Linked DNA regions of Mus musculus: regions 1, 2 and 4 are each linked to region 3. Evidence: chromatin loops called from intact Hi-C (ENCODE). Cell type or tissue: gastrocnemius. All regions are shown on one strand. Region 1 overlaps Fgf2os (a long non-coding RNA gene). Region 2 holds the start of Cetn4 (centrin 4). Region 3 overlaps Nudt6 (nudix (nucleoside diphosphate linked moiety X)-type motif 6). Region 4 overlaps Bbs12 (Bardet-Biedl syndrome 12 (human)).

The links. A loop is a pair of places that touch in the nucleus more often than their neighbours do. Peaks named below come from ENCODE experiments on the same cell type or tissue, not always from the same donor. Only the 100,000 strongest peaks of a DNase experiment are listed, where the experiment ranks them.
Region 1: a loop joins it to region 3, with 10 times the contacts of the local background. A loop is called at or near these places in 25 of 42 quality-filtered maps.
Region 2: a loop joins it to region 3, with 6 times the contacts of the local background. A loop is called at or near these places in 17 of 42 quality-filtered maps.
Region 4: a loop joins it to region 3, with 10 times the contacts of the local background. A loop is called at or near these places in 25 of 42 quality-filtered maps.

What each region holds. Positions count from the first base shown.
Region 1 is chr3:37,337,203-37,345,202 of GRCm38, reverse strand. It overlaps Fgf2os (a long non-coding RNA gene), which reads left to right. Exons shown (of 4, transcript XR_003954461.1): 2 at 2,160-2,324; 3 at 6,303-6,554. Among named protein-coding and RNA genes, the nearest start is that of Fgf2, 7.4 kb to the left of the region's middle. In gastrocnemius, a CTCF peak has its summit at 3,908 (motif pointing left); a DNase peak (open chromatin) is centred at 3,894; H3K27ac peaks cover 626 bases.
Region 2 is chr3:37,307,691-37,315,690 of GRCm38, reverse strand. It overlaps Cetn4 (centrin 4), which reads left to right and starts at 3,245. Exons shown (of 5, transcript NM_145825.2): 1 at 3,245-3,334; 2 at 5,252-5,398; 3 at 5,626-5,754; 4 at 6,209-6,346; 5 at 6,510-7,064. The coding sequence starts at 3,332. The coding sequence ends at 6,599. It overlaps Bbs12 (Bardet-Biedl syndrome 12 (human)), which reads right to left and starts at 3,137. Exons shown (of 2, transcript NM_001008502.2): 1 at 3,106-3,137. In gastrocnemius, no CTCF peak of the experiment used is centred here; DNase peaks (open chromatin) are centred at 3,196 and 4,026; H3K4me3 peaks cover 1,789 bases; H3K27ac peaks cover 2,117 bases.
Region 3 is chr3:37,410,518-37,418,517 of GRCm38, reverse strand. Nudt6 (nudix (nucleoside diphosphate linked moiety X)-type motif 6) reads left to right here. Exons shown (of 5, transcript NM_001291044.1): 2 at 1,614-1,817; 3 at 6,103-6,158. Among named protein-coding and RNA genes, the nearest start is that of Nudt6, 5.1 kb to the left of the region's middle. In gastrocnemius, a CTCF peak has its summit at 3,891 (motif pointing right); a DNase peak (open chromatin) is centred at 3,887; H3K4me3 peaks cover 367 bases; H3K27ac peaks cover 1,932 bases.
Region 4 is chr3:37,321,159-37,329,158 of GRCm38, reverse strand. Bbs12 (Bardet-Biedl syndrome 12 (human)) reads right to left here. Exons shown (of 2, transcript NM_001008502.2): 2 at 7,709-8,000. The coding sequence ends at 7,973. It also overlaps the pseudogene Gm12540. Among named protein-coding and RNA genes, the nearest start is that of Bbs12, 13 kb to the right of the region's middle. In gastrocnemius, a CTCF peak has its summit at 4,689; a DNase peak (open chromatin) is centred at 4,631; H3K27ac peaks cover 291 bases.

The DNA.
Region 1 (8,000 bases), 73 kb after region 3:
TTTTGTGTACCTTGTATCCTAACATGGATTTTTTTGTTTTTAAATTTAGTACTGTACTTTAAAAAAAAATTATATACTTTAATTTTGTATATATGTGTGCTTTGCCTGAATGTCTGTCTGTCTGTCTATGCAACATGTGCATTCCTAGTCTCCAGGCAGGCAGTTGTGAGCTCCGGTATGTGGGTGCTTGGAACCAAACTTGAGTCCCTGCCAAGAGAAGTATGTGCTCCTAACCTCTAAGCGCTCTCTCCAGCAGCCCATAAAGTTGGTGTTAAAGAGACAATCTAAAAAACAAGTTTAAGGCCATGTTCCTCTTAAATAATTTGTTGACAGCTTGAATTAGATTTATTTTGTCTTTTAATCCAAACTTTAAGATATAATACTTAAGTACTTATATACTTAAGATATAATACTTTCCTTAAAACACACACACACACATTTTTTTTTAAAGCAACCAAAAAGTGAGGATGCCCTTGGACTCATCCTTGCCCGTCTCTTTTCTCTGGCTGAGCCCAAGCTCACTTCACACCTTTCTCCGTGTATGTGCACCATGCCTGCTCCCACAGGAAGCAGCAGCACTGTGTGCATTCAGACAGAGATGCTACAGTGCGGCTGGCATCCCTTCCCAGCTGCTGTTGTCACTCCAGCCGTGTTCCAGACGTTCTGTGGTGGTTCTGTGACTCTGCTCTGTTTGTTTTACCTGCCAGGTACCAAGAGCACAGTATGGCCACACACTGAGGCTCCAGTGCTGATGCCCGTGCAGGTTACAAATGTGTGTGCAGCAGCGATATTCTTAGTGGTTGTCTCCACGTGTGTGTGTGAACCATTCTTCTCTGAACTTTGCTCGACAGAGTCATGGGCAATTCCAGTTCTGAGACGTCTGTGCTGATTCACAGGCTCACCAACAATGAGCACAACTCCATAAAGATGCCATAAAGAAGGACACCTGCCTGAGTGTTCATGCTAGAAAGCTGAGAATGCTCATAGTAGACAGATGACAAACAACGTTGAAAAGCTGTTCTGCAAATTAGGAGGTTAAGCTAAAATTAGCAGTATAGAAAATATGAAAGGCTCGCATCTATGATTAAAAGGAAAAGAAATCTAGCTGCCAGTGACCATGGCAGGCACCTGGTCATGAGAGAACAAGATGCCACACCTCTGTAACTACTCAAAGTCCTAATATGGTTTTTGTTTTTTGTTTGGCTTTTTGGTTGTTTGTTTGGTTTGTTTTTGTTTGCTTTTGGTTTTTTAGAGACAGGGTTTCTCTGTATAGCACTGGCTGTCCTGGAACTCACTCTGTAGACCCAGCTAGCCTTGAACTTAGAAATCTGCCTGCTTCTATCTCCCAAGTGCTGGGATTCAAAGCATGTGCCACCACTGCCCAGCTCGAAGTCCTAATACAAAGAGGCTTCATTACTGTTGTTTTCAGACAAGAGCTCTCATATCCCAGGTTGGCTATAAACTTGCTCAAGATGACCTTACATTCTTGGTTCTGCTGTCCCACCCCCACCCCACCCCCGGCTCCAAGTGCTGAGATTATAGGCATACACCACCACTCTGAGGTTGCGGTAGTGCTGGGGACTGAACTTAAGGTCTCTGGGATGCTAAATGTTCACTCTATCAACTGAGGACCATTCCCAGCCAATATGGACAGTTTAGAGAGCCACACTGGCACCATGCATGACGAAGAGCAGGCACACAATTCCTAAGCACCAGCAGGTTCCTGTTCAGAGACAGATAGATCCTGCACAGCAAGAAGGGAAATAAACACTTCTTAAGGTCTTCAAGTAGAATTTGCAGTCAGTATGTCCTAGGTTTAGCCTTTCTGGACAAATGTTCTGGACCACACTGGGCTTCTTCCATCTCTGTAGCTCAGCGCTCTGTTTCCTAAGAAATACCCCTGCTTTTCCAGACATGTCCCAGACATCAGTAGCTTCATGCTGACCACACTCGGGCAGTGAGTGATGCACACCAGCCTCCGGAACATGACAAACCCTGACCAGGTTTGTCTGGATAGACTGCTGATTATGCCCATGGTTTGCATTGACAGAAGAGAAATGGGAACTTTTTCTTTCATCACCGAGGAAGCACTGGCTTTGTCTATAGTCCAAGTTTACTTTCCCTCAGCCAAAACTATGACTTTGTTTGTAACTTTCCAGCCAGTGACCTCAATCCTGACCTACAACAGTCACCCACTCCCCACCGGAATGGAAAAGGTCATTTCGTCACCTCAGCCAGCAGTCCTCAGGAGACTCCAACATCCCAGCTCCACGCAGCGTTCTTAGAGTTGATGTCTTCTCTCAAGGGAACAGAAGAAATGAGTGGTAATTTTTTAATTGGAATGGGATTTGTCTAGATTTGAAAATTTCATTTTCTTTGTTTCTTTCTTTCTTTCTTTGTTTCTTTCTTTCTTTCTTTCTTTCTTTCTTTCTTTCTTTCTTCCTTTCTTTTTTTAAACAATATTCCTTTTAGGTAGGAAAATATGTTACTAAAGTCTCCAAAACAATATGCTGTCTGGAAAATTACTGGTTCAACCAGTGGTTTCTTAATGAAATTACAGTAAAAGTTCAATGGGAGTGTACACAAGAGATTAGCACACAGGACACACAGGTGGCCAGGAGGACAACTGTTCAAACCCAGATCTGATAAATACATGTGCATGCTAAAAGCACTAATTTCCCAATTTCCTTATTTATTATAGAATATTTGAAAGTCTCAGAATTTCCCTATTTTAAAGAAGGATGTGGGAGGAACTGACTAAAAAATACATGACAGAAGACTTTTAAAAGTTTAAAGTAAGGTTCTAGAGAAATGACTAGCTGATAAATCACTTCCCATGTACGTGAAAGTGTGAGGCCTAGAGTTCAATTCCTGTCACCTACATGAATGTGAGGTGGTTTGGGCTGTCCACTTGTAATTCCAGTGCTTGGAAAAAGGAGAAACGAAAATCTGTGAAGCAGGCTGGCTAGCTTGATCAGCCATATTAGTGAACTCTATGTTCACGGGAAAGACTTGAACTTCCCCAACACATGTGTGCCCTCACATAACATGCATGCACACATGCATGCATGCACATGTACAATTTAATTTTAAAAGTAAAATTAAAAGTGCGCATAATGCACCAGCTAAAAGGACAGGACCTAATTATACAAGATACATAGCCAAATCTTTACCTTTGTTAATCCAGACAGGCAAGGTAATAAAGGATGTAAGAGGTGCTCTAAGATTTGTACTCTGTGGTGAAAACTCACTCAAAGGTTATTTCTTGTGTCAATGCTCCTGGAATCCTGGTTAGCAGCTCTTTACAAGAGTAATGACTTGCCGAAAGGCCAATAATTGTGAGTATGATTCTGCAAAAGGGACAAAAATGTTCCTCACATCATCTTACTGGGAGTCAGTGGTTCAATATTTACTCATAGCTATGCAACAGCATTTCTTCAGGGGATTGAACTGATGCCGAGGAACATTGCTTTCTGTTGACCAATCTAAGATAACTGGGAGGGTGATTAATATGGCTCCCAGCTCCTCTCACTGTAAGCTCTCTGATGTCCAGGTCTATGCTTCTTATGCCGATAAAAAGAGTTGATCATGAGGATAAACTAAATACCTCTAGCCAAAAAATGGTCATGATACATTTTGTTGGCAAACCTGCCATAGATAGATGAATAGACAAGTAAAAAATATATACATAGAGATTTTATTTTGTTTCTACAAGATTTAGTCATATGGAACAGTATTTTGTAGCCTTATTTTCCATTGATAAATACATCGTGAAGATAATGCACTCTGGGTTGGGTAGATGGTTTAGTGGTTAAAGCAGGTCCACTTCCAGAGGACCCAGCTTCCATGTCAGACAACGCATGAACTACTTGTAACTCCAGGGATCTGACGCCCTCTGCTGGCCTCTGTGGGCACCTGCACTCACATGTACATACCACCCCCCAAACACACTTAGACAAAATTAAAACTAAATATAAATCTTTTTAAAAATGCCGTTTTCTATAGTTTTATTATTAAAACTACCCTATTGTTTGAATGATCAAATATGTCTACTTATTTTGTGTGTGTGAGTGTGAGCATGTGCGTGAGTGGAGGTTAAGAACAGCTTTTCACAAGCTGGGTATTGCTTGTCACAGTTCGTATAGGGTCTCTTGTTTCTGCTGCTGTGTTGTTCTGCATGTCCTCCATGCTGGCTGGCCCATGACTTTCTAGATGATTCTATCTCCACCTCCAATTTCACCACATACGTACTGAGAGTCTAGATTCCTGCTGCTATGTCTGGCTTTCTCCATGACCCTGACATTCAATTGCAGATCACGAGGCTTGTGCACCAAGCAGTTTCACCCACTGGGCCATTTCCCTGGAACCCTAGATAAATACTTTTGGTTAAATAAATGGATGCTTTAAGACTTTGGACATTTGACCAAATTAGTATTAATCCATATCCTCAAGCCTTATTCAAAAATATAGTGCGAAGCTTCCTTCTTCTGTCTCCTTTCACCACTAGATGCTGTCCTAGAAACCACATTTGAATATCTTTACACACAAATACTGGCAGTTCTTTATTGGTTTCATAGAGACTTTTTAATTACTATGGATATTAAAATTTTTTTATCTTGTACCTTTTTGTATTTTTGTTCTGTAATTAAGTTTAAGTCTGGCTAGTTCTAGGAAACAGTTCCGTGTTACCCAGAGAGAGCCTAATGGCAGTTCTCAAAGCATTGCTGTCTGAAGCAAGCCACTGAACAGATGGGCATCACTGTAGGCTAAGATCAGTCAGTGTTAACTTGCAGTAGGAAGGGAAAGACTGGCACTTCTGTACAGAGATGGACCTGAGATGGATATACAAGAACAGGAAGTGAACAGAAGTGAAAACTGTATTAGTTATTTTTTTCATTGTTGTAACCAACTTAAGGGACAAAGAAATGATTCTGGCTTACAATGCCAGGATATAGTCCATCACAGTAGGGAAGGCATGGTGGCAGGAGAATGAGGTACCTGGTCACGTTGCCTATGCAATCAAGAAGTAGCGAGCAGACAAGAGTATAGGCCGGGTTATAAAACATCAAGGTCAACTCCCCAGTTACCCACTTCCTCCTGCAAGGATCTACTTCCTAAAGTCTCCATAAGCGTCCAGAACAGTACCACCAGTCGGAGACCCAAGAAACTCTGAGTCTGGGGAGAATATTCTACAAACCCCAACAAGGATATTTGGGGGAATAGATATGAATTCCAGCTGAATACCCTAACCTTTTAATTGTTCATTTTTTTGCTAAGCATATTCTACACATGCCATGCAGTTTTGATGGAAAAAATATAAAATCTGCTTGACTTTTTCTTTCTCGATCATTCAAGTTTTAGTGTCTTGTTCTCCACATTTTTGTTTTCACCTCAGCTGCTTGTTAATATATTTCCCATTTCCTGGTCCTCTGAGAATAAATGGATCCCCAGACATGTTCATACCCACCTCACCAGCATGAAGCATTATTAATGGCATCAGTGTGCAGACTGCAAAAGGTATGAGTCTGACTTGATCATGCAGCCTGTGTGGTCTTGTCTTTGCTTCAATCATCAAGTAAGAAAAGTCCATTTCACTCCCATAAATTATACACATTTTTTCAGTTGCTGAGGATATCATGGGTAGAACTATTAGTGTTCAGGACCACCAATTCTGATACTTCTAGAGAATGGTCTTACTCACTGATAACAACCTCAAAACACAAATATAAACCGATACCTCAGGAAGCCCCTACAAGCGTCTTCTCAGCCTTGCTGTTCCCACATTGAAGGAAAGGGCAACGACAAAATCAGTCAACTCATTTTGGAAATCAGGAAATGTTATGAGACTGAATTCAACCCTGTTTCCTTAAGAGCCACGTAAAGAAGACAGGCAGATTCCTTGAATACTCTTGAGGTAGAAGCAGGCAGGGGTCTGTGAGTTCAAGGATATCCTGATGTATATCGCAACTTCCAGACCAGCAGTGGCTCTATAGTAAAACCCCATCTCAAAAAAAAACAAGAAAAAAGAAAGGAAATGAAAAAGAGGAGAAGGAAGGGGAAGGAAGAAAGGAAAAAGAAAGGAAGGAAAAAAAGGAAGGAAGGAAGGAAGGAAGGAAGGAAGGAAGGAAGGAAGGAAGGAAGGAGGAAAGGAAGGAAGGAAGGAAGGAGGAAAGGAAGGAAAAGAGAAGGGAGGGCATAGTTGACACAGCTTGTCTCCCACCTGCCCCTGCCCAGGGTCAGTAGGTGCTCAGTCTTCTCTGGAACCCTTTCACTCTACCTTAGCTGTGACTCTCTTCCAACAGCTACAACCCCAAGACAAGCCCCGTTTTGCTTATGACCCCGAGAAAACAGAACCAACCAGAGCAGAATTTCCTCAGCTTTCTGCTGTCATGTACACAACCAACTTGCATCCCTTCAGTATCCAGAAGCCAACCCTGCAGTTGCAAGCCCGTGTGGCTTTGCGCCTCCCCCTCCCTGGAGCCCTTGGCTCCTGAAGCTTGGCTTGCTGTAACACCAGGTTCCTCTCCTAGCAGATCATTCTCATCAGCATTCAGGTATGTATCCATGCTTCGTATCTCAAAACAGCCTTCCCCTCTGAGAACCTGCCCCCTATTCAGACACTACCCAATTCTCTGCTTCCTTCTACAGCAAAATTCCTCAAGCATTCTCTAATAGCTGTTTCTGCCTCCACCCATTAATTTCCTATTTCTTAAGTGTTTGATTTCATTTATTGCTTAAGCAATTTCACATCAGCAAAGTAATGAATACAATAAATACCTCCCTCACAGTCCACTAGCCTAAGATACCAATTATTCTTGTTTGGTTTGTGCACTGATGCAACCATAGCTAAGATTATTTTTATAAAAATATTTTGGTATTCTATTACTTAGTCTTATTCTTTCCTTGCTTGCTATATAATTTGTAGAACTACTATTTTAAGGATCAAATTTTAAGTTATATTGTTTACCTGAAAATGGATACAATTGGAGTTATTAATAAGTGAAGTACATCAGTCTCAGAAAGATAAATAACTCATGTTGTCTCTCATTTCTGGTCTCTAGATTTTATACAAATACATAAAATTGTATATGTACATATTACATGAAAGTAAAAATGGCATTGTTTAGGGGAAGAGAGGGGACCACAGAGTCGGAGAAAAAGCCAGGGTGACTATTGGAGAACCTGTTATTAAGGCACAAGTCCTTCCTGTCCAGAGAGCTCACAGAGCTCTGCACAAAATGGAGGACTCCCTATCTCAGTGGGGCTTCCTTTTCTCTACCTGGCTTGGTTAGAAAACATCTCTGAGATTATAGATACCTGACCTTGTTTGGAGGATGCACACAAGTCCCACACTAGCTTCCCACCCAAATTATAATTAGGCGCTGTGTTATGACCAATCAACCCTTCCTAACCCACATGATAATGAAGTACTGTTCATTATCAATTAGCCCTTTCTACCAGTACCCCTAAGAGCCCTTATATACTCTATCCCTGGAACAGTAAAGTACAGCTGTCTCACTGAAGCTGTCTCTGGAAAGCCTTCCATCATACTCACACAGTCCAAACTCTGCTTGCCTCTTCTCCTCTCCCAGCCTTCATGGGCCAGTGGCCAACAATCCCCCAAGAAGGGGGACTCACGTAGTGGAGCACGGAGGATCTGCTCAAACACATGCATATTTGTGTGAAAATGTATTCCAGTACCATACAATGAAAAAAACAGAGCAGGGCTTTTTGTTAAGTGTTAAATTTCATCAAATTGGTATGTGTACAACTCATTTCCCCTTCTTGATATTTCTTTTTCTCAATGTTTATGTACTTCGGGTACATAATTTGCCAAATGGCCTTTGCTTTTTCACACATATCTTAGCAGAATCATATTTATTTATTTTGGTTTGTTTTCTTCTTGAGACAAGGTCACATGTACCCCAGGCTGGCCTCAAACATTCTTTTTTTTTTTATTGTTGTTGTTGTTTAAACACTTTATTCAGGGACTTGGGGAA
Region 2 (8,000 bases), 100 kb after region 3:
ATTTGCAAGTACAATTTATAATTCTATACAAAGTCTTTTCTGTTTTTATAATGCATTTTGACTCATAAAAATGTTTAGTTCTATGGTAAATTTTTGGTAAAACTTAACATTTATTTGTTAATACTGTTCATGCTCTTGGTGGTGCATTTAGAATCCACTCCCAAATCCAGGATCATACAGATTTAACCTAGGATTTTCTTCAGAATTCTATAGATTATTTAATGATTGACTTGGGACTTATTTTCACATATGGTGTAAGGCAGAGGTCCTTTCACATGTGGGTGTCCAGCTGTTTGATACCACCTGTTGAATCAACTATTCCTTTTCTTGCATGTTCTTAGTACCTTTATCAAAAATCAACTTGCTATACATACATGGGTTTATCTCTGGGCTGTGAATTCAACTGTATTGGAAGAAGTAAGCATTTTGTGCCAATACCATGCAGTTATAAAAACCGTAACTTTCTGGTAAGTTTGAAGCCGAGAAATCTGTGTTTTAAATGTTCCTTTCTTTACATTTGTATTTGTAATTTGCTATACGCTGATTTCTTTGGAGCCAGCAGTCTCTCTCTCCCTTCATGAGTACCTAGTTAATAAAAACAAAATGTTGAAAGGACATGTTTAAAAGTCTGGCTGCATGCAGCCCCCCAACCACTGGAGCAGTGACTGGATGAGCAGGGCGAAGATACCAAGTGGAGGGGACTCCCCCTCCTCAGAGAAGGGGACCAGAGCATGGGGAGGATCTGTGTGAGGGGATATTGGGAGGAGATGGGGGCTGATATTGGGATGTAAAGTGAATACATTAATTAATTAATTAATAAGGAAAAAGGACATGAAGAAGAGTCTGGCTGTTTTTCACTGCTAAAACTTTCGAGTTTACCTTATACAACAGACTTGACACATATTACAAATGAAATCACAATAAAAATGTAAGGTTGGCATTAAAATAATTAACCTATTTGTGGAAACTAAAGCATGATTACTGAATAACAGACACAAAATCTCCTATTAAATAAAAGGGTAAAACTCCATATAACTACTGCCAAGTTTATGCTATCTACTGTATCAACTATGTTTTGTTTCACTTTCAGTGTGACAGTAACTTATCATCTCTTCCTTAGAAATCTTCATTTTACTCTTTCAAACCCTTTGCCTCCTAAGTCCTTAAAGATGTTTATCATTTGTTGTGGGTGGGTAGGGGGGTGGCATTAAGAGTTCTGGTCTCCTTTCTAGAGTATGTTTAAATGGTAAGAATCAAGTCTGTGAGTGAGAAATAATCCAAAACAACTGGAAAAACCCATAGGTATTTCAAACTCAGTCTGTATTGAATTATGTTAAAAAAGGTTTTCCCAGATAAAAGGATGGATTTCAACAATCTGCAAGAAAAGTCTTATACAACAGATATCAAAATTAATACTCACAAGAGATCTTTTAACATTTGAAGACTCTATTTCAATTTTGACTAGAAACTGAAGAAGTATCTTAGCATCCCTAACTTGGGAAGATTTCTAAATGATTCTGAAGAGACTCCAATAGGCTATTAGTAATACAACTCAAAATGTCTTATTTTCTAAGAGGTTGGATGTGAAACAGCAATGGCAGTAACAGGGATGGGAAGATGGGCAATTTCCAAAGTGACCAGGCACCTCTGGTAACTGTTCTTGGCACGGCACTAACACAACCTGATTTTTGTTCTGCTGTGACTGGCACTAATGCCTTCCACAAACAGGTCAGTTCTGTTGCTCGTCAGACTGTTTCCTTAGCTTTCTATCTGCCACGGGAGAGCAAAGTCAGATTATGTAAATGGCATACTGACTTCAGAAATTGTCTTTTCATAAGATCACATCTCATTTGCTTTTCAGGGGTTACGTTTAAAAGCTCTGCGTTTTTTTGATAGGTATAACTAGGATTTTCATCTCCTCAGAACTAAGTCTGGTGTCCTCTCCAGTCTACTCCTAACACTATAATCTAACCACAACACTCCACTGCTTAGCAGCCTCTCAGAAAATAGTCTTTACTCCTGTTTAGCACAGGGAGTTCCTATAAAAGTGAGTCACATCCTTTCACTTCTGTACTGAGAATCTTACAAAGTCTCCCTAACTCACTCACATAAAGGCCTTGTCCCCACACAGCACGAAAACCCACACTTCTTCCTTTCTGACTCATCTGCTGTGCTCAGGCCTTCTCTGTGCTTTTAGACTATGCAAAGCATGCTCCCTGTCTCAGTATTTCTAAGTGTCCCTCTTTCTGGAATGTTCTTCTTCAAGGAACCTACTGCCTAAGCTATCTTTAACCTATCATAAACCATAACCTCTAACACTAGAACATCCAAATTCCTAAATCATGGTGATGTAAGATTTATTTAGGTTTAGCAGCCTTTTGATAGTCATCAGATCAAATGATATTCAGGAATGTCTAAAAGGCAGCTTCCACCCCCCTCTCCTCCCCCCCCCCACCCCGGTGTGTGTGTTTGTGTGTATGAGCGCGGGAATGCCTGCCTATCTGTCTGACTAATATTCGTTTCTGGGTTTCAGAAATCTATTTAAAATTAGTATTAATTATGACTCTGAAAACTGTCCAAGTGTAACTTTTCGGATGCGATACGTGCCTTGAAAAAAAACCAATAGATTATAGGTAAATGATTTAATACTTTACTTCACTCACAAAATATTATGACTTTACATCCTTTGAGTTCCCATTGGGAAAACTTAAGGCAGGAAAACTGGCTTCTACCATAAGGACAAACTTACCCCAGGAACCTAAGGAGATTTAAGGATTACAACCTGAGTGTCTGCGACGTGAGGCAGCGGCTTTGGGAATGCGCCACGTTTTACTCAGCACACTAGGAAAAGATTGCTTTGCACTGTTTTCAGCCCAGGAGAAGGCCCACGCCGTCCTCGGTCCCAGGCTGGCGTCCCGCCCCGCAAGGACGCCCCCACCCACCCACCTCTCGGGCTCCATGCCGCCGCGCGCCCTCGGGCGGCTCTGGGCCGGAAGGCCGCAGGGCTGTTGGCCCGGTGTGTAAAGAGTCTGGGGACACGCGTGACGGAGCACTCGCCCCCACCCTCCCTGGCTTCCTGCCCCTAGGGTCCACGACCCTCCTCACCACGCGCGGATCTGCACAGCGCCGGAACCCAGCCAGTCCCGCCTGCTTGAGCGCGGTCAGAGCTCTCTTGTCTTTCCATTGGGCGCAATGGTCGTCAATCACGGAAGCTGGTGGGCGGGCTTGCGCGCTGAGCGCTGCTATAGCAACCGCCTGTCGGGAGCAAACGCGGGCCGCGGAGGGGAGAGCGGCTGTTGCGCGGGCGCGGGCAGGGGCGCAGGGAGGGGATATGGTGAGTGCTGTGGGACCCTGGTGTTCTTCCCAGCTTACTGCCTTCCGTGTCAGGATCTTTAGTAGCTAAGCCAGGGAGAACAGAGATGGGTCTCCCTTTCCATTTATCCACCAACGCCTGCAGTCTATGAGGGTTGGCCCAGCGATAAAGAGATACGACCCTGGGGCACGGAGACCACTGCAGACAGACTTCAAGACAGGGAAGCGAGCATAGCAGAGGCCATCAACCTCGGGCCACCAACATCCTGCGGGCCATCAACTCAGCCGCTGAAGGAACAGGAACCACTGAGGGTCAGGGAGCCACCAACTCATCTGCTGACTGGAAGTGGGGTACCTAGCTAACCACTGATGATCAGGGGACCAGCAATTCTTTCACGGAGAGGAAGGGGCCCACTGACTCAATCCTGATGGCCAGGGGCTCATCAACTCAGGCCACTCAAAGCTAAAGGGTCACTGACTTCTTGCTGAAAAAAAAAAAAAAAAATGATGACTCAGGTGACTTCCCTAGGCTCTAGAAGACCACTCAGGCCACTCAAAGCTAAAGGGTCACTGACTTATTGCTGAAAAAAATGGTGACTCGGGTGACTGCCCTAGGCTCTAGAAGACCACTCAGGCTCATCAACTCAGGCCACTTAAAGGGTCACTGACTTCTTGCTGAAAAAAAAAATGGTGACTCAGGTGGCTGCCCTAGGCTCTAGAAGACCACTCATCAGAATCTGCAGCTCTAGAACCAAGAATCCGAAGTGACCACAGCCAATAGGCCACTTAGATCCTCAGCCACCTCCAGGGCTTCCCCACTCCACTTGCAGAGAGGAGAATCTACAGTGATTCTGTGACCTACTTTGGTGACATAAAGAAGCAAACAGCAGACAGATCCTTCATCTTCCACATGTTGGGTGTATCCGCATAATTGGTCAAACATTCTCATGCGTATCTGTGGAGCAGACGTTCACCATAACCAGGGTTTTTTACTTTTGTGTTTTTGTGGTGCAGGATGATTGTGTTCTAGTATGCATGCCCCTGTGCTGTTTGCTGCTTTGTGGGTTCTTTTCTCTTCCACTCTTTCCTACTCTTTAAACCCTCTAATGCTAGATAGGAGAGAGAGAAAAAGAGTAGAGGGGAAAGGAATGGCGTTATCATTAAACTACTTCCTACTGATTAGGGGTGTAGAGTTCTTTGGGACAAGTTTGATCTTTGCTGCCAGGATATCTAACTTCTTTGCACAGGACTACTTAACAAACCCAACCAACCAACCACCACCAACAACAACCCCACCTCTTGAGGCCTCAGCATGTGTATACCTTCTGAAAAGTTGCCAGAATTCCAAAAGTCACACATTCGAAGAAACTATCTGCAGCTGACAAAATCACACCCCTGCTAGAGCACGAGGCAAATCATAGTCAGCTGCTGTGGACAGTCTGAAGCAGCCCCATATCCCACACCTGGGATTAGAATGAAAACGTATTCCCACAACATTTCTGTGTTTTTCAAAGAAAATAAAATTCTCACTACATCAAGCAAGTACTGTGATACATGTATGAGAAGTGCACATTTCTTAAAATAATACTGTTCTCATAAGCTAACTGCACTCTGATATACCACACAGTTTTATGCTAGTTTACTTAGCTGCTTCTCCCTTCAAAAGCTCTAGTTTTAAGAGGGGGAAAATCTAAGAGAAAAAAAATGCCCACATTTTCTATCAAATTAATAATTGTGGTTAGGAATCTCGGGCAGGACTGAGAGTTCCAGGGCAGTCTGGGTGCCCTAGGGAGGCCCTGTTTCAAAAGATGGGGGAAAAGATGTTAATAACCTAAAGTATTAACAAGGGGGAAAACAAGCTCATTCTATAAAAGAAAATGGGATAACTGAATTGTCATTCTAGCTACACAGTTTTCACCCATGTGTATGCTTATTGCAGGCATCCAGCCAGCGCATAACTTTAGACCAATGGAAGAAAAAAGCAGCAAAAGTTGAACTGAATGACACCCAGAAGCAAGAAATTAAAGAGGCCTTTGACTTATTCGATATTGATGGATCTGGAACCATAGATCTGAAAGAACTGAAGGTTCTGAAATTATTTCTAAGACAATATCTTGTAACATTTTAGTTGTGTCCTTGGTTGATGAATAAGTCAAAACCCAGAATTATCAAAGTTACGTCCTCTATCTGTAAATCTTGTTTATTTTACTATTATAATGTGTGTATAGTTTTATATGCTATTAATTAGTCATTTTAAAGTTCAAAATGCGATCATGGCATTATTAAAATATGTCCCCCCCCCTCCTATTGCAGATTGCAATGAGGGCCTTAGGCTTTGAGCCAAAGAAAGAAGAAGTAAAACAACTGATCGCTGAAATCGACAAGGAAGGGACTGGCACCATTTGTTTTGAAGATTTTTTTGCCATCATGAGCGTAAAAATGGTATAGTCTATTTTTCAAAGAAACCCCAGTAGGGCCTTGTGCATGGTAGGGCTGGAGCATAGAGATTTCATGGAAACTCATGGAAAGTTCTGGAACTAGGTATTAAGGGTTTGTAGTGGGGATACAACAGCAAGGACAGATATTTTCAGAATGGTAAAGACTATAAAGAAGAGTTTAATCAGGAAGTACTGATACAAGACAGAAGGAAGCCCAAGCCCTGAAACCCTGGACCTGGCAATCACAGAGCACCTACTTTGCCACTGTACCTGAGAATACTCCCAGCTCTTGGAGCTTGCTGTCTGATAGACCCTGAGGGCAGGTGTGAGTATGTTGAAATAATTGTTTAAAGAACTCAGCCTCCTGATAGAAATATGCGCATACAGCTGTAGAATTAGTAGACCTACGAAGTCCAGCTTGATAGAACAAATAACCAATGACATTTCATTTTCTAAAGAGTGAAAAAGATGAAAAAGAAGAAATACTGAAGGCATTTAAATTATTTGATGACGATGCTACGGGAAGCATATCACTAAATAACATCAAGAGGGTTGCCAAGGAGCTAGGGGAAAACTTAACCGAAGATGAATTACAGGTCAATCTTGTTTATTTTATAGTTATACTGTGTGTATAGTTTTATATGGGTTGTATAACATAGTTGTTCTTACACATTAAAAGCAAAAATTCCTGTTGAGTTTCTATCACTTTACATCTTTAATAATTTTCGTCTTTCATGTTACCTTTTTTTTTTTTTACAGGAAATGCTTGATGAAGCTGATCGTGACGGGGATGGAGAGATTAATGAGGAAGAATTCTTGAAGATGATGAAGAAGACCAGCCTTTATTAGCTGCTTGGTGCCTTCCAAGAGGTTTGGACCTCCTGTTAACAGCTTTCCTGTTAAGCAGTTCAATGATGTAATACCTGAGTGTATCCATTTCCACGTTTAGTTTAGGTTAGTCCCTTGGTGTCTAATCTGTGCCAGAAGTTATATGTCCCTACCAATGTCATTAAATCTGTAGTAGTAAGAAACAAACAGACAAACAAAAGCATGATTTATTTGAACTGTGAGCCCCAAAACAGTATTTCCATATGGTATTTTAAAGTCATAGATTCCAAAGACATTTGACTTTTATTTTTCAGTTGAATAAACTTGGCCCCCAGATCCAGATGAAATTGTTTTTAAAAACAATCTGAAAATGGTATTTTTCCATTATTTCCTTTTATATGACTTAAAAAACACCTGATAAACATGTTCTTTTTAAAAATCTGTTCCTTCAATATGTAAAGTATTAATAAAACTAGCTGACATACAGTGTTTTTAAGTATCTTCTGGTAGTTACTGCTGGGCTTTCACTCCCTGGGTCAGGCAACACAGTAGTAAGTTCTTTAAGAGGTAAGGCCATTAAGGGTCCTCCTTTCTTAATGAGGTTAAGAGTCTTTTTAAAAGAGTCTTCAAGGCCTATGTGATGACTCAGATCAAAGCATTTGTCACTGTGTCTGACAGCCTGACTTTGGTCCTACATGGTGGAAGGTGAGAACTGGTTCTCACAACTTGTCCTCTGATCTCCACATGCATGCTATAGTGTGTGAGCCCCCCCCCCTCACACACACATATAATTTAAATGTATTATTACATGTATGGGTGTTTTGCTTGCATCTGTGTCTCTGGGCCACTTGAGTGCCTGGAGACCACAGAGGCCAGAGGGCTTTGGAATCATAGAAGGTTTGTGAGCTTCTATGTAGGTGCTGGGAATCGACCCCTGGAAGGGCAAAAATGGCTTGTACTCTTGCATTCTGTCATGGGCGCTCACAGTAAGGCCTTCACAGATGAATGCTTTTATCATAGACTTCCATGACACAAGACAGCTTGTTATATTGTGCTATGAGAACAAAACTGAAGGACACATACCAGGAGGTTAGGATCACTTAGGAAACTATTCTAAATACCACCTAGGTGAGCTCTCTCTAAATCTTTGGCTGGAGTCACCTACCAGCCAACTTAAATGAGTTCCGTGTCATTCTTTGCAAAGTCTGGTATGTAACAATCTTTTTTCCTATCAATGTAGCCTAGGTTAGCTTTGGACTAATAATCTCCTCCTGCATCTTCCTTCTGGACATTAGATTATAAATGTGTGTACCATACACTTTGCATTTGTTGTTATAAAGAGACTCCATCTGACATGGACAGTGAAATCTCAGTATCTTATGCTCTGTGTGTGTGTGTGTGTGTGTGTGTGTGTGTGTGTGT
Region 3 (8,000 bases):
GGTTCGAGTTCAAGATTGTGTTACGAACTTTTCCAGGTATTCATTAATCAAATGACCACTAAAAAGACTTCTAATGCTAGCCAGCTCTGAATACTGGATAAGTGTGATCAAAGACACGCTGAATGAGACCCCTTTAATAAAACATTTCACTGTCATTATCAAGTATTAGACATTGTTTTAAGAATCTAACAACTAGGAATGTATCTCATCTCCATAACCTGGAAGTACATGCTCTGCCCAGTTGAAGGATGATGGTGCCAAGGCCCAGAGACAACGGGTACCTCCCTCTGGCTCTGGTCTTTGCTTTCTTCACACTGTTCTTGAGCTTCCAATAGTTCTGTTGTGATGGAATTAAACCAAACTAGTTGGCAGTTCCTGTAAACAGGAGCTTATCTGAGGAGAAAGCCTGATTCGATGTCTCTTTAAGGAGATTAGATGTTGTCTGTAATGAGTTAGTAAAGGCTGTTAAAGCATATTGCATATGAAGGTCACTATTTACCACTGCTTTTACATAACTCAGATAGTAGGATTATAGTATACTTAGCCCTACATAGAATACTTCCTTGGCAGAGGGATTTTGAGATAGGTAAATGTTATAGATAGCTCAAGCTGACTACAAACTCATGACCCACCCCTGCCTCGCTTCCAGGATTACAGAGGTAATTACCTTGCCTGGAATCACATAGAGTTTGCCCTGGCAGTGAAATACCCCTGCTTCTAGAATTGCAAATCCATGACATCTTAACTAGCATTAGAAAACTAGTTAGTAGATGCTGTCTAGTATTAGAACATGGTATGTTCTAATAAATCACACAGACATCATATGGCCTTAAGCTCACATAATAGTAGCGCATGAGCAGTAGTTAGGAAAAACTGTTGAAGAGGTTGAGCTTCTAGGAGCTCATACAAGCTATGAACACAGGGAAAGGAGGGAAAGCCACATTACTAGAGGGAAAAAAAGGAAAATTGCTTTTAATAATGTAAACAAATGTGTAGAGTAGAAGTTGGCTGATTAGCTTGTAGGATGCATAAGGGATGCTACTGCTATTGAGGAATCCACTTTCATTGAAGGAATTTTAATGATAGACTACTTAATATATAATGTATTATAAAAGGTACAATATAAGATATAGACATGTTAATGCAAATATCACAAAAAATATTCCTCTCTTCAGGCTAGTAATACGTCAGGATAGTTCTGACTTTTTTTTTTTAATTTCTATTCTTATAAACCAAGAATAACATCAGAACTTTTCCATAGGAGTAAATACACCTTTCATCATCATTTGTGAAGATTAAAGTCAATGGCATTAAGAGAAATAGAGTGGGCTGGGGATTTGGCTCCATGGTAGAGTACCCTATAGCATATGCAGCTCTGGAAAGAAGAAGGAAGCGCCAGAACTGCATGTGATTCCGCTTCTTTTGTCCGTTCTACAGTGCCTGAACACCTGCTATGTGCTGGGCCTGCATTTGGGTGGTTTGCTTATAAACACCAGTGCTGTGGTGGGTGGAGAATCACATAAACAACTGGGCTATAGCAATGCAGAGAGGTCGGGACCATGCATTTCACAGAAAACCTTTACAGGGTGTATCTTCCTCCCTCTGCGTTCTAGCTGCCATTCAGCAGTGGCGCTCAGAAGGACGGATAGCTGCCTGGCTACACATCCCCATCCTGCAGAGCCACTTCATTGCCCCTGCTGCTTCCCTGGGCTTTTGCTTCCACCACGCAAAACCCCATTCCTCAACACTGACTCTGTGGCTGGGAGAAGGACCCAGCAGACTCCCGGGATATGCTACACACCAAGTTGGAGTTGCAGGTCAGTTTTGGACTCAGGAACTGCCTTTTCACAAGTTTACCATGTCTCCTTGAAGCTGGGCTGCTAGTCTGTCAGTGAATGCTGGTCAGTGAGTGCTGTGTGACTGTGCAACGGTGGTGTCGTGCTTTTCAAAAAAGAAAGGGTGTCTGCCCCGTGAATTACAGGCTAGCATAGAAAACAAGTGGAAAAGCAGCCTTCCCAAAGGCTACATTTAACATGCTTCACACAGATATTTGAGCTTCTATTCTCAGTAGTGACACTGAATTGGGAGAAGGAAATAAATTATACTCCTTAAAGCATATGTCAGTACAAGGAAACATGAAATTCTCCAGAAAGTAACTTTTTTAGTGGGGAGAGGTTATGGTGATTTGAGTATATTGCAGTCAGACACGTGTGCGCTAGCAAACCTAGAGCATGTTCAAGAAGGCAAGACTAGATTTGAAAAGGTAAAACTGTGAGTATTCATTCAGGTACTTCAAAGAGTAATCTGCGGACACAGCCATTAAGGAGCATGGTGGCATTGGTCAAAGGGTGGGCGTGTCCTCATGGGGTACTCCATGCTCTGGCTGTGGCCAGCTGTGGTCCCAGCCATCGTTTGTGATAGTTGCTGTCAGGCGTTCATGTTAAGGACTTGCCCTTCATAACCTCCCAGCTTTATTTCCTTTTTGACACAAGGAACCCCATTTTGATTCTGATGAAGTTCATGACTGTTTCTGCCTAAATATGCGCTAAATTATAACATTGTATAGGAAAACTTTTAGGTTGAACTTGAAGCAAGGCAAACTAACCATATGCTTATTTGATTATTACTTCCTAAGACTTTACATGGTTAATGGGTCAAGTGGTAGCAGCTTAAGATAGAACAATGGAGCTAGGTTAGAGCCTTGAACAGTCAGCTTCAGAAACAGGAAAACCTCATTGCAGAGGGCATCGAAATCGCCTAGAGTGTTTTCTAAAATGAATGGCTACTTCTGTACCCACAATTCTGATTACAAATTTCTCTGCCAGCTGTTGCTACTGCTGTTCCCAGGAAGTCCTTGAGTTCCTAAGGTGGGTAAAAAACTAAAATAGTAAAGAATCCTTAAATAAATAAAAGAAGATTGCAGATTAATTATTACCTTAGTAATTTGCATTTTTGTTTCCGTATAATGTATACATGGCTTTACATGTATAGTCTGCATACCTACAGTGTCTAAAGAAGCTGGTTGGGGGTGTCCACTAATATCTATCTGTAGCCTTCCTGCCCTGCAGCAAATAGACATTCAGAAACTTTCTATGGGCTCTACCTCAAAAGATTCTACCCAATAATTTGGTGATGGCCTGTTGTATCATTAGAAAGTCATGCAAAACTATTTTGTGTCTGTGTGTGTAAGGTGGATACCAGAGGACGGCACTGAGTGTCATTCCTCAGGTACCATCCACCTTGCTAGATAGCAAGCCCCAGGGATCTTCCACCTCCTAACACTGCATCTATCTACAGATGCACCTATGCACCTCACTGTACCTGAGTTTTTATATGGATGCTAGGGATCTGAACCCAGTTCCCCACGCTTGTCTGGGAAGCATTTTACTGACTTCAGAAAACTTCCCAAACCTACTGTATAACATAGGGACCTCCCCCATGTCAATTCCACCAGTCTATGTTTCTTTATCCAGATTTTTTAATAGTACCCAATGCAAGCTAGTTATACATGTACTTAGTCTCCCCAGCAGTATGCACAGTTCATGAAGCCAGCCATTCTGTGTGTTGTTCACCATGTTTACTTGGGATAAAGACAGAGCAAGTACGAAGTAGGGCCCGAGCGTGCCATGGATAGATGGACTAACGGGTGTAAGGAGGGTGGACTGATGGATGGATGGGTGATGATATCATCGAGCAGGAGGGAGTTGCTATGTCTTGATGGAGCAGTGCTGTTTATGGGAGTGCCCATTTGGAATAAAGCCCAGCTCTCCCGCTGATGGCTGTGTGGACTCCGTCACCTGAGCTATTGCACAGGAGACACACAGTGCCTAATATGCTTTCGGAACTGTTTAATTCCAGTCTTGTCTTAGTTTAGCTTTATACTGTGGCCAGCAGGGGTCGCTCGGATTGTGCTTACTATCTTTTCTCTCTGAGTTGGTGCTGTCAGTGAATACTGTAAAGAGCCGTGGGATAATCACAAGTCCTCAGTTCTAGACTTAGGTTCCTTGGCATCCTGTCCCTTGGATGTCCAGTTAGATTTGCATCTTACGATCCTTTCCTCACGAGAGTTAAGATCCTTACTGCTCTCCTTTCTAGCCTCGAAGAGTACCAAGTGCAGTGTTTCATTTTAGCTACTTTTTAATGTTTGAATTTTAAAAATGTATTTTATGTATGAGTGTGAGAGTGTGTGTGTGTGTGTGTGTGTGTGTGTGTGTGTGTGTGTGTGTGTGAGGGAAGGGGTGCAAGTACCCATAGAGACTAGGAAAGAGCCTCAGATCCTGGAGCTGGAGTTCCAAGGAGTTATAAGCCATCTGAAGTGAGTGTGGGAACTGAGCTTGGGTCCCCTGCCAGGAGAGTATAGGTTCTTAACCTCTGAGCATCTGTCCAGCCCCTCAGTTACAAACAAGCTCTCTTTTCACATGGTTCACCTATGTATGCTTGTTTGTGGTTGCTTTTTCCACTTTCTGCTCTGAATAACTTAGCTTTCATTTGTCTCCTCTCCATTGGACACAGTGAAAAGTTGTGTTGTGTTTTCCACTGTATTTCCAGCACCTGGTAAAATACCGTATACATAATAGGAGCTCAGCTAATATGGAAAGGACTTCTGTATGTTACATAGAAAGACTCAGAAAGGAATATTAAAAGAGCAGATAAATATATAAAAAATGCCTATATCCCATAAGGATATGTTGAAGTTAGCCCATTTCAAGGGTTCTAGTACAAATCACTAAAGTGTTATTTATGGTTTTGACCCAGGATTTGCCCAAACAAAACTACTAAAAATAGGGGGCTGGAAAGATGACTCCGCAGTTACAAGCACCCGATGCTCCTCCAGAGGACCAGAGTTTGATTCTTGGCATCCACATGACTCAGAACCATCTGTACTCCAGTCCCAGCTGACCTGCTACCCCCTCTGGCCAGAGGCAGGGCATGCACACAGTACAGACATTCTGTAGGCAAGCCACCCATAGTAAGATAAAGGGGGAAAATCTAAACAGTAAAAAGAGGAAAGAGGAAGGACAGTGGTTTTGGTCCTAGCATCTGGCAGAGTCCAAAGTGCACGGAGCAGTGTATATGATGGATGAGTAAATGGAAGTGCTGGGCTGGAGCTTTAGGCATGAAAATAAAGCCTTCCAAATGTGTGTGTGTGCTCTAGGACAGATGCACACACAGTAAGGAAATGTAACTGGCTTCAGGCAGGTCGTTATGGATATTGAGATAGTTGGGATCTGAACAGCCAGGAGGCAGAGATCTGAAATCTGTGCTGTGCTTCAAAAAGTAAGAATTAGAGCAGAAAGGCCAGTGTGTCCTCAGTGCTTTAAGCACTGCAGTGTGAATGCTTGAATCATATTAGAATCCTAATCCCTGGGGTGATGGCAATAATAGATGAGGCCTGCACAAGTGGCTTGGTCCTATGGGCGAAGCTTTAATAAGACATTGGAGCCCTTAACAACAGTGGCCTAAGAGGCCCAGCCTTAGGCCCCTGTGGGAATGCTCTCTGTGAGAAGTAGCTCTTCCAAGACACCTGTATGTTGGCACTTTGACCCTGGACTTCTTAGCTTCTCAACCTGTGAGAAAGAGAGAGTTCTAAGTTCTCAGTAGACAGTTATTTAGAGAGCCAGATGGGCTGCAGCTTGCACTCTCACTTGTGTAACCACCAAAGAAAATGTTACTAAAGGATAAAAAAAGATCTTCATTTGGGTCATGAAGACATAGACAGTCATGCCAGTGATTATTGTACAAATTTAACACACACATTCCAAACTTTTGGAAGAAAGGAAGGGAGGGAGGGAGGTGGGTGAATAGGAGTAAAAGAGAGGGGGAAGAAGGGAGGGAGGGATGGGAGAGAGAGAGAGAGAGAGAGAGAGAGAAAGAGAGAGAGAGAGAGAGAGAGAGAGAGAGAGAGAATGAGAATGAGAATGAGTGAATACTAGTCAATTGAGTAATGACCTCCTTGCTGGAGAGGTGTTTTATAGTCTTCATGACTGAGGTATCTAAACCAGGCCTTCAAATAAAGGATTTTAATGGGTGACCACCAGTTATTATGGAGGAATTGAAGGAAAATGAATTAATATTTTGTGATTATCTCCCCCTCCTCAAAAGGTGCTGTATTTGATGTTAGCACCAGGAAAGTACTGGTTGTACAAGATCGAAATAAAGTAAGTTGTTTCTGCCTTATAGATTGCTTTCCAAAGTGTTCTCTCTAGAGAAACATAAAATGTAGACATGTTGATACCACTAAGGGACTGCAGAAAGGTACTTCAATAGTTATTTCTAAGCAGTTATGGGACATCTAGATACCTATCTAAATAAAGCTGTGACACAGACCTAAACCTGTCAGCATGAGCCTCAGCGTTGTGCTTACTTCATGGCTGTAGAGCATTACAGTCGCTAGTGCTTAATTGGGAAGACACATTATTGAGGTAGCATCCAATCAGGCACCATTCTCAGTGTTGCAGGAGCTGTGCTCCCAGTACTGAGAGAACAGAGATTGAAAACACGTGACCCCAGCAGGCCTGCAGCACAGTCTTTGGTCTGTCCTAGAATGGATACTGACATTTAACTCTGCCCCAGGAGCCTCCAGAGATGCCTCAGGGAAAGTAACATTACAAATTCAGTCTAGAAGAGAGAGTAGGAACCTACCAGGTTAAGAAAGAGGAGGGAGGGGAGGGAAGGGGGGGAGGAAAGGAGAGGCAGGCAGGGTTAGGTGCTGGAGAAATGGCTCAGCAGTTAAAGCACTTGCTACTATAGCAGTTTTGCTAATAGCAGCCATGTCAGGCAGCTCACAAGCACCTCTAACTCCAGCTTCTGGGAATCTGATGCCTTCTTCTGTGCCCTGCAGGTGTCATGATCCATGTGGAATGCACGAACACACACACACACTCATACACGTAGATAAAAAATTTAAACTTAAAGGATAGAGCGATAAACCAAGAAATTAGAATTGACAGTGTGAAGGCACAGAGCTCAGCCAGAGGCTGCCATCACTGTGATCAGGAATGTTGGCAGGGGTCTGACCTGAGAGAGACTGGGTAACAGTAGTAAAGGCTAAAAAAAAGAGTCCTAAGATACTAAGAGAAGAGCCACTGTTAGAAACGCTTTCATGCTCAGGAATGATGTCAAAGTGAAGGAGCAATGCTTTTTCTACCTCTGTGGTGCTGCCCCTGAGCTATAGCCAGCATAGCAAGAGCATTGATTTTTATACTTTCTGACCCTTCTTTAAATATTGCTGGATAATTAAATATGTCCTCATCATATATAGTTAGTATAACATAGTTTCTCAGAAATGCTATCTAAAATTATTCTAAGTTATTTGTGAGGCTTAAATTAAGGCCATATCTCTTTCTGACTTAAACAAAACTTTCTACCATAAACATAAACTGCTTCCTAAAGTAGGGTTGTGCCCTAGCCAATAATAAGTTTTCTGTTTGGATTGGGACATAAATATATACATTTGATACTAGTGACTAGAGAATAGAGAATATAATTTCACATACTGTGAGGGTACCTGGGAGCCAGATGTGAATTTAGGCTTGCCATGCAAATGGCAGCTATAGGCTGGCTTCACAGTGATGACAGAAAGATGGTGGATGGGATGGTTAATGTTATAATAATACCGAGTTCTCAAGTGCCCTGTTACATCATTCATTTTTTATTACCAATAGAATTTACAGTTGTAGTGTTTAATATCTTACCAGTCTCCATAGAAACAAAGCTCCCAGACCATTTTAAAGTGTAACACAAAAGACAGCGCATCTCTGCAGATGAGAGACAGTTCTACACTAGTAAAGTAAGGCATGATATGCTTTATAGGTTAAAGTCACACCCGAGGTGGACACAAAAGGGTCGAGAGCTTGGATTCCGTACCCAGTAGTCAGCCGTGTATGGAAAGCAGGAAGCCCGCCACTGGCCTCCAAGCCCACAATGCTGAGAGGTGATGCATGTTCTCAGAAGCACGCTTCCAGAAAGCCAGAGGGTCACAGCTCACAGTGGAAGGTCCA
Region 4 (8,000 bases), 89 kb after region 3:
AATACATAAAACTTTACATGTAACAATATAAAAGTACAGTATACAAGTGGTTAACAGAGTAAAGAGTTCTGGAAATTCATAAAGACATTTCAAAGGGAATGGGTTGCATTTAGAATAGATTGTGAAATCAGCAGCAATAATAAATAGACTCAGCTCTGAAGAGGGAAGCAGGAGTCAGTGCTGAACAACGTTGAAGCATACTATTTTGCTTGCTTCCACACACATCTGTAGAAGAAAGCTATTTTCCAGAACCTAATAATATTGTAGTCATTTCTGGAAACTGGAGGGCTTAGAAATATGAGTGGAGCTAGAGAAATAAAAAAGGTATTAAGTCAGGAACCTATGAAGCAAGCGCATGAAGAAAGGAAAGAGAATGAGTGACACAGCCTGGAAAAGCAATCAGTGAAGAAAGAAGGGCATGGAAGACTCCAGGGCTGGTATGTTGGCAGGAAGCAGGAAACGATATTGGCAAGAAGATAAAGCAACACTCTTATGGGAAATTAACTTGTGGTTAAGCACTACTAAATCACAGCAAAGTTTGCTGAGTTTCTGGAGCAAGAGGTCTAGTGTTATGTATGGGTGTGAAATGCTTTCAAAAGCTTACCTGTTAAACACCTAGTCTCTGGTAGTGGTGTGAAGTTGTGAACTGTAGGGTTATTTTGGTTTGATTTGGTTTTTAAATTTGTTTTTAGCTATTTTATTTGGGTTCTTATATCTATCACCCTTCTCCTCTCCAATCCTTTCCAACACCAGGTAGGAGAGACAGAAGATTAAAGGGAAAAGGGGCATGGACCTCTATATGCTACTTCCTGTTGAGTAGGGTGTACTTCCTCTGGGCAAGTCCAATCTTTGTACTCAGGACATCCAGCAGTCCAGTAAACCAGTAAGTAGTAAATAAGCCAGCAGCAGGATGAACCAGCAGCAGTTGGGGCAGCAACAGGAGAAGCAGCTGCCCCCAGACCTCTTGGAGCTCTCCCATTTATACCCTCAGGAGTCCTCAGAATTAAACTGTGGTTGGCAAAGATCCATATCCCTCCCAGAGCACACCTGAGGCAAACAGTCTGCTGCTGTGGACAATCTGTGACAGCCCCAAAGTCCTTTCCACACCTGGGATTAAGACAAAAACATGTTCACATAACATAACTGGGTTTTTAAAAAAAAAACAAACCAATATTCTCACTATGGTGGACCCTTTAGGGTATGGAACATATCTGGAAGAAGTGAGCTGGTGGGGAAGCCAGCCTGCAGGGGTATAGCTTCACCCTGCTTCCAGCCAGGATCTCTGTTTTTTTCTTTTCTTCTTTTGGTTAGAGAGACATAAGGAGTTCCAGCTACATACCACCAGGATGGATTCCACTTTATTTCTCTACCATGGCAGAACCAAATTAAATCCTCCCTTAAAATGCTTGTCAGGCATGGTCACAGCAATGAGAAATATCTCATCTACTCCTGATGTGGGAATCCATGGATCCCTGAGCTTTAATTTGTTCTTGCTTGGATTTATATAATTTTTTTTCAGTCAACAATAGTTTATTCACTCCATTATAGAATTAGGTACGCTTCAGATTACAAAACCAAGGTCGTTATAATTTTGAAGGATTGGAATATTATCTTCAAGAAACCAGTCACAGCTTAACTGAAGTAAAACGTGAACACAGGGTTGGTGTCTACTGAGGGAAGTCATGTTCCCCTAATACTCAGAAAGATAATGAGATACACTTTCTTAGTCACTGAGGAAGGCATTTTCTTTCTTGAGGAGCTGATACTATTTCTTTTTTGTAGCTCTTTTCCCTTCTCCTTTTCTCAGTTTCCCCTTCCCACGGAGCTTCTTTAGACATCTTTGCTCATCCTTAAAGTCCTGATCCTCATCTTTGTAAAGGCCAAGGAAACAGAGGTTGCCCATGAGCGCAAAATACTTGTCGTGATTTGGATACCAGTCATAAGTCTCTTTCTTCTTGGCCAAAGGCTGCTCACTAAACAGACTCACCACTTTCATGGACTTTTGAGTCAGTAGACCTGGCCACTTCACCAAAGATCTGGGCACTCAGACGAGACATGCACAGTGCATACTCTGAAAGCGAAGACATTTCTTCAGCAGTAAGGTATAGGATTTCTGCTCCTGACCACATGCACACCGATTTATATAATTTTTAAAGTACACACAGGTTAAAAACAGGCTAGATTAAGTCTCAAATGTTGCCTGACCAATAAGGTCCTAAAACAGAACTGATTTTACAGATCAAGCTATTTATTCAAGTTCAAGAACAGACATTCTGCAGTCTTCTCTGTCAGACGTTCTGGTATCGCATGTTATCTACTATCAAAAGTTGACTTCATGTCTCAGGAAACTTGCTGTTCTAGGATAAGGTCAGTCTTTCCTTCATTATCAGAAGGAGGAGGTTGAATTTCTTTTTAACCATTTCTTAACTTTCCAAAGCACAAACCATAAATATGTAGAGCAAAATAATGACAGAGTTCACTTTGTACCCAACACCAGGAGCCAGACCAGGAACTCCTAGAGCTTGTCTTGCTCTCCTTGATATCTTCCACGCCAGGATTGCTGCAAACCTGGAGTCTAGTCTCTTGGCTCTCAAGTGAAGTTACAAAAATGGTCTTAGTGTGCTTATTAAGATATATGACATACACTCTAATGTTCTCCACTTTAAGTGCACACTTCAATGTTTTTTTTAAAACACACCTAGTTTTGAACAACCACCATGATATGATCCTAGAATGTTTCTGTCTTCCTTTTCAGTCTCTGGAAACTCCATTTATTAGCAGGTGGCTCACATTAGTGGCCACTCCTTGGATGTCTTTGCCCACCCTGAGGCTAGTGCACTCCACACACTGTGTTCAAGCAGCCAGTGTGGCTCAAAGAGAGCCTAAGGAGCCAGCGAAGTTTTTTCTAAGTGTGCTTCTGAACACTATGTTCGTGTCTTGTTTTGGTTTTGTCACACACTACTATTAGCTGGGGTAGGAATGGAGATGGGGACACTGCTGTGGGACTTAGGATGTGGTTCAGCTGGTAGAGTGCTTATCTAGCATGTATGAAGCTCGGTGTCCATTTCCAGTACTGCACATCTACAGTCCCAGCACTTGGGAGGCAGAGACATGAAGATTAGTTTAAGGTCATCTTCATCTCCCAAGCTTGAAAAGCCTGGGATACCCAAGATCCTGTCTTAAAAGCAAAGAAGAACAAAAGCCTTAAGTCAGTAGTGTGCATTCCCAGCCCAGAATAAGAAGTGACACTCTGGCATGTGAGCAGCTGTAAAAGCTCTCCTGACAATCCTGCCGTGTGATCACAGGACCAAAAGGAGACACCAGTTCAGAAGTTGGCTCAGGTTCTGGGTCTGGAGATCTAAAGTTTAATAGATGCCCCACCACATCCTTATTCTTTAGAAAAACCTGTGATTATCTTATTCGATTAAGAGATAAAGGGAAAATGTGTCACACCTACATTTTTTTTTTTCCTTTTTGGAGACAAGATCTTTCCGTGTGCCCCACATGATCCTCCTGCCTGAGCACCGAGGGCTGGAATCTACTGTTAGACCTAGCCTTAGCTCTAATTTGACATTTATTCCAAAGTGGAAACATTGGAGAAGTAGCTTTTCCCACCTCCTACTCAGTCAACACAGGAAACAGCTCTACCCATTTCTGGGCATCAAATCACACTGCTCAATTTTGTCAATAGGCCAGGAACTTCTCAGTTTGCTTTAATTCATAGTGAAATTATGCAAAAAAAAAACCCTTTCTCACAACACCAAATAAATACATTAGAAAATTTTCTAATGCAATTACCAAGAAAAGTGGAAAAAGAAAAAAATTCAGAAGAGGCAAACAAACACCAGCATAGCCTGAAATAGTCTAAAGGACATGTTGCAATATAATAAGCATAAACTCACATTTTGGTAAATAGGAACATTTTGTAGAAGTCAGAGATGACATTTGACTCTTAGAAAAATATTCTTGTCATTTGGATGACATATGGGCGACAGCCAGAGTAAGATTTATTAGCTCTTTACAGAGTATGGATGACCTTAACTTATAATGGGTTATGTTACAATGAACAAGCTGTGTATGCATTTAAACATCTGACCTGCTAACCATCAGAAATGAGCTCTGCCCAACCATGCTTAGAAGTCATGCATTACCCTACAGCTAGGCAAAACCATTTAACACAAAAGCCCATGCCATAATATTGTACAATTATCAAATACCTGCTGGAGATCCAGATATGGCTCATAGTTAAGAGCACTTCTGAAAAGAACCCAAGTTTAGTCCCTAACCTCTAAATTTAGTAGCATAAGTACACTCACGTTTTCAAGTCTGGCTTTAAGAAAAACAGTGCTACATTTTCTCCCTTTTAACTTGGCTTCATTATAACTCTAAATCCATAATATTAGAGCCAGAGATCATAGCAAGAGTGATGCCATTCAGCTGTCATTTAAAGACCCTGCAGTAACTGATCAAGAGAACTTGAATCACTTTCCCAAGCCAAAATTTTGCAAAGCAAGTGACCTCCAGAGCAGGCAATAAAGAAAGAACTGCCTACCAAGGCCCCTGTGCAGGAAACACCCTCACTGCAGACCGGCGCTACCCTGCTCTAAAACAATCTCCTTCATTTTGATGGTTTTAAACATGATATGGAAATTTGGGGACCACAGGAGAGGAACTCCGCCACCTATAGGTCAAAGGAAAGAAGATCTCACAAGGCTTTTTCAGAGCAAAGCACTGACTAATGGAACCAACCAGTTGTTCTAAGTGAGGCTTTAGGAGAGTGACTAGATGCAACATGGGTAGATGCACTCAGAAAAGGATGCTGCCTTCATGTCTCAGCTACTGTAATAAACTCTTAGTTAACATGCTGCATTGCGGTAACCAAAAATAAAAATAAAAAGCTAAACACTATGGATCCTTAGCTAGAAAGCACAGAGATGTGGATGTGAGCTCTTTCTCCGTGCCCCTAGCATTTCCTTCTCATTGCTAAGAATGATCTGAATGAGCAATGAAAACTTACCATTGTGGATAAACACTTAGAGAAAGCTTAGTTCTTAATTCATATAGTCTACCAAGATGAGTTACACATTTAAGCTTGGGAGAATTAACAGCCATTATGAAACTGTAATGAAATCTTAAGGTTGCAAGGATTTTCATCTTCCAAACTGAAACTGTCTATAAAGTGGGAAAAGACCCCACAGTAACAGGTGGTGGTGAGTCACGGTGCAGGAGTGGTGGTAACATTACAGAACTCTTCCTAAGGATGCTAGTCAAACTGCTGAATAGATTAATTCATACAAGCAGATAATTTGGTGTATGTTTAGTGATGTCACTTTGGGGTCAAAACATATCTACACTGACACAGACACACACATTTAAGAAGCCCTGGAAAACCATCCCTTAAATATTGTGGGACTGAAAAAGACAAAATAAATAAATAAATAAATAAATAAACAAACAAACAAACAAACAAACAAACAGACATTCCTCTAAAACCATCCCTTAAATATTGTGGGACTGAAAAAGACAAAATAAATAAATAAATAAATAAATAAATAAATAAATAAATAAATAAATAGACATTCCTCTAATGATGTGCTTGAACCCAAAAGATGCTCCACCATCTCACAAGGACACCTGCTCAACTATGTCCATAGCAGCTTTATTCATAATAGCCAGGAAATGGATACAACCTAGATGTCTCTAAACTTAAGAATGGATAAAGAAAATGTAGTTCATCTATATAAGGGAATACTATTCATCTATTAAAAACAAAAACATTATGAATTTTGCAGGCAAATGGATGGATCTTGAGAATATCGAGGCAACTCAGTCCCAAAAGGACTTGCATGGTATGTGCTCACTTGTAAGTGAACATTAGCCATAAAATACAGGTTACCCATGCAACACCCCACAAGCCCAAATAAGTTAAACAAGGCAGGCACAAGGGAGGATGCTTGAATCTTACTTAAAAGGGGGAATAAAATATTCCTAAGTGGCAGATGAAGGGAGAGAACTGGATGGGAGAGGAGATGGAAAGGAAAATGGGGGCAGGGTTCATGATCAGGTATGGGGAAGAATGACCAGATGGCTGTGAGAATGAATGGAAAATCTATAATTGATGGGAGTCAGAAGGTAGGGGGCACCTCCAAGAAGAGACAGAGACCTGGGTTAAGGGAGGCACCAAGAATCAATCAAGAGGGGGTATGCTTAATTGTGACATATAACTTTAGGAATATGAAACCTGAAAAGGCCACCTCCTGTAGCGAGGCAAGAATCCAAATAGAGCAATAGGGACACAAACCCACCTATAAAACTTTCAACCCAAAATTTATCCCGTCTATAAGAAATGCAGGGACCAAGAATGGAACAGAGACTGAGGGAATTGTCAACCAAAAACCAGCCCAACTTGAGCCCAACTTGATAGGCACCAAGCCTTGACATTATTAATGATACTCTGTAATGCTTGCAAACATAGTCTAGCATGGCTGTCCCCTGAGAGGCTCCACACAGCAGCTGACTCAGACAGATGCAGATACCCACAGCACCAATGGAGCTTGGGGACTCTTATGGAACAGGAGGAATGATCACAGGCCCTGAAGGGGGTAGGAACTCAACAGGAAGATCAACAGGGTCAACTAACCTGGATCCTTGGGGCTCTCAGAGACTGAACCACCAACCGATAACACACATAGGCTGGGCCTATTCCCACATCCTCCCACATAAGTAGCAGATATGCAGCTTGGTATTCATGTGGGTCCTGAACAACTGGAGCAGGGGCAATCCCAAAAGTTGTTGCCTGTATGTGGGTTATGTTCTTCTAGTTTGGCCTCAGTGGGAGAGGATATGCCTAGCCTCACAAAGGCTTAATGTACCAGGGTGGGGCGATACCCAGGGGGAACCCACCCACTCAGAGGAGAAGGAAAGGAAGGATGATGGAAGAACTGTGGAAGGGGTGACTGGGAGGGGGGTCAGTAAGCACGATGTAAAGTGAATAAGTAAAAAATAAACACAGACACAGATGTGCTTGAAGAATAAAGCCAGCCATAGTGGATCTATTTTGGAAGGACGAAAAGGTATGGCCTTATTGGAGGTGTGCTACCAAATCAGGTGAGTTCTTTTGAGGTTTCAAAAGACTTGCACCATTTCCAACCCACACCTCCACTGCTGTTCCTGCCACCATGTCTTTGCTCTGCCATCATGGCTCTAATCTTCTGAAACCATAACTCCAAACTAAACACTTTCTTTTTGTAAGTGGCCTCGGTCAAGGCATTTTATTTCAGCAAATAGAAAATAACTGAGATAACATCTCTATGTTTACTATAGATGTAAAGAATATAATGCCTTGCCCAGTCTTTACCTAGTTCATAACCATGACTGGTTTGACTTAAACAACACGGAAGGATGTGATCACTTTTGTTGGTCAAACAAGTGAGTTTTTTCTGCTTAAGCAACAAGTATCAAAAGTTCCATGTTCCTCTCCTACAAGAGAACACCGATGTTCAAGGTCCTGCCACTGGCCCTCGGGCTGCCTTTATGGGAGAAGCCAAGGAACTGACAAAACCAACACAACACTTCGAACGCAGATTCTGAGGCAAAAAGCAGAAGCTCCTTGCCTCTGATCCAGGTGTTGTGTATATCCTATAGTATCTGCGAAACAGTAACAGGCTACCTTATAAATAGGGTAAAATAAAAAACAGAATGGCAGTTATTGATAGACATCAACTCTTTTATTCTTGACAATAGCTGGTAATTTACACATTATGATATGACTATTAAAATTTATTAAGTCTGGAGAAATGACTCAAAAGTGCTTGCTGTTCTTATACAGCTGGGTTTCCAGCACACACTGTTGGGTGGCTTACCTATAATTATAGCTCCAGGGGATCCAATCCCCTCTTCTGGCCTCATCAGGCACCTACGTACATGTGCATGCACACACATGCATGCACACCCACACGTGTGCGCACACATACTACAAAAATAAAACTCCATCTAATTCC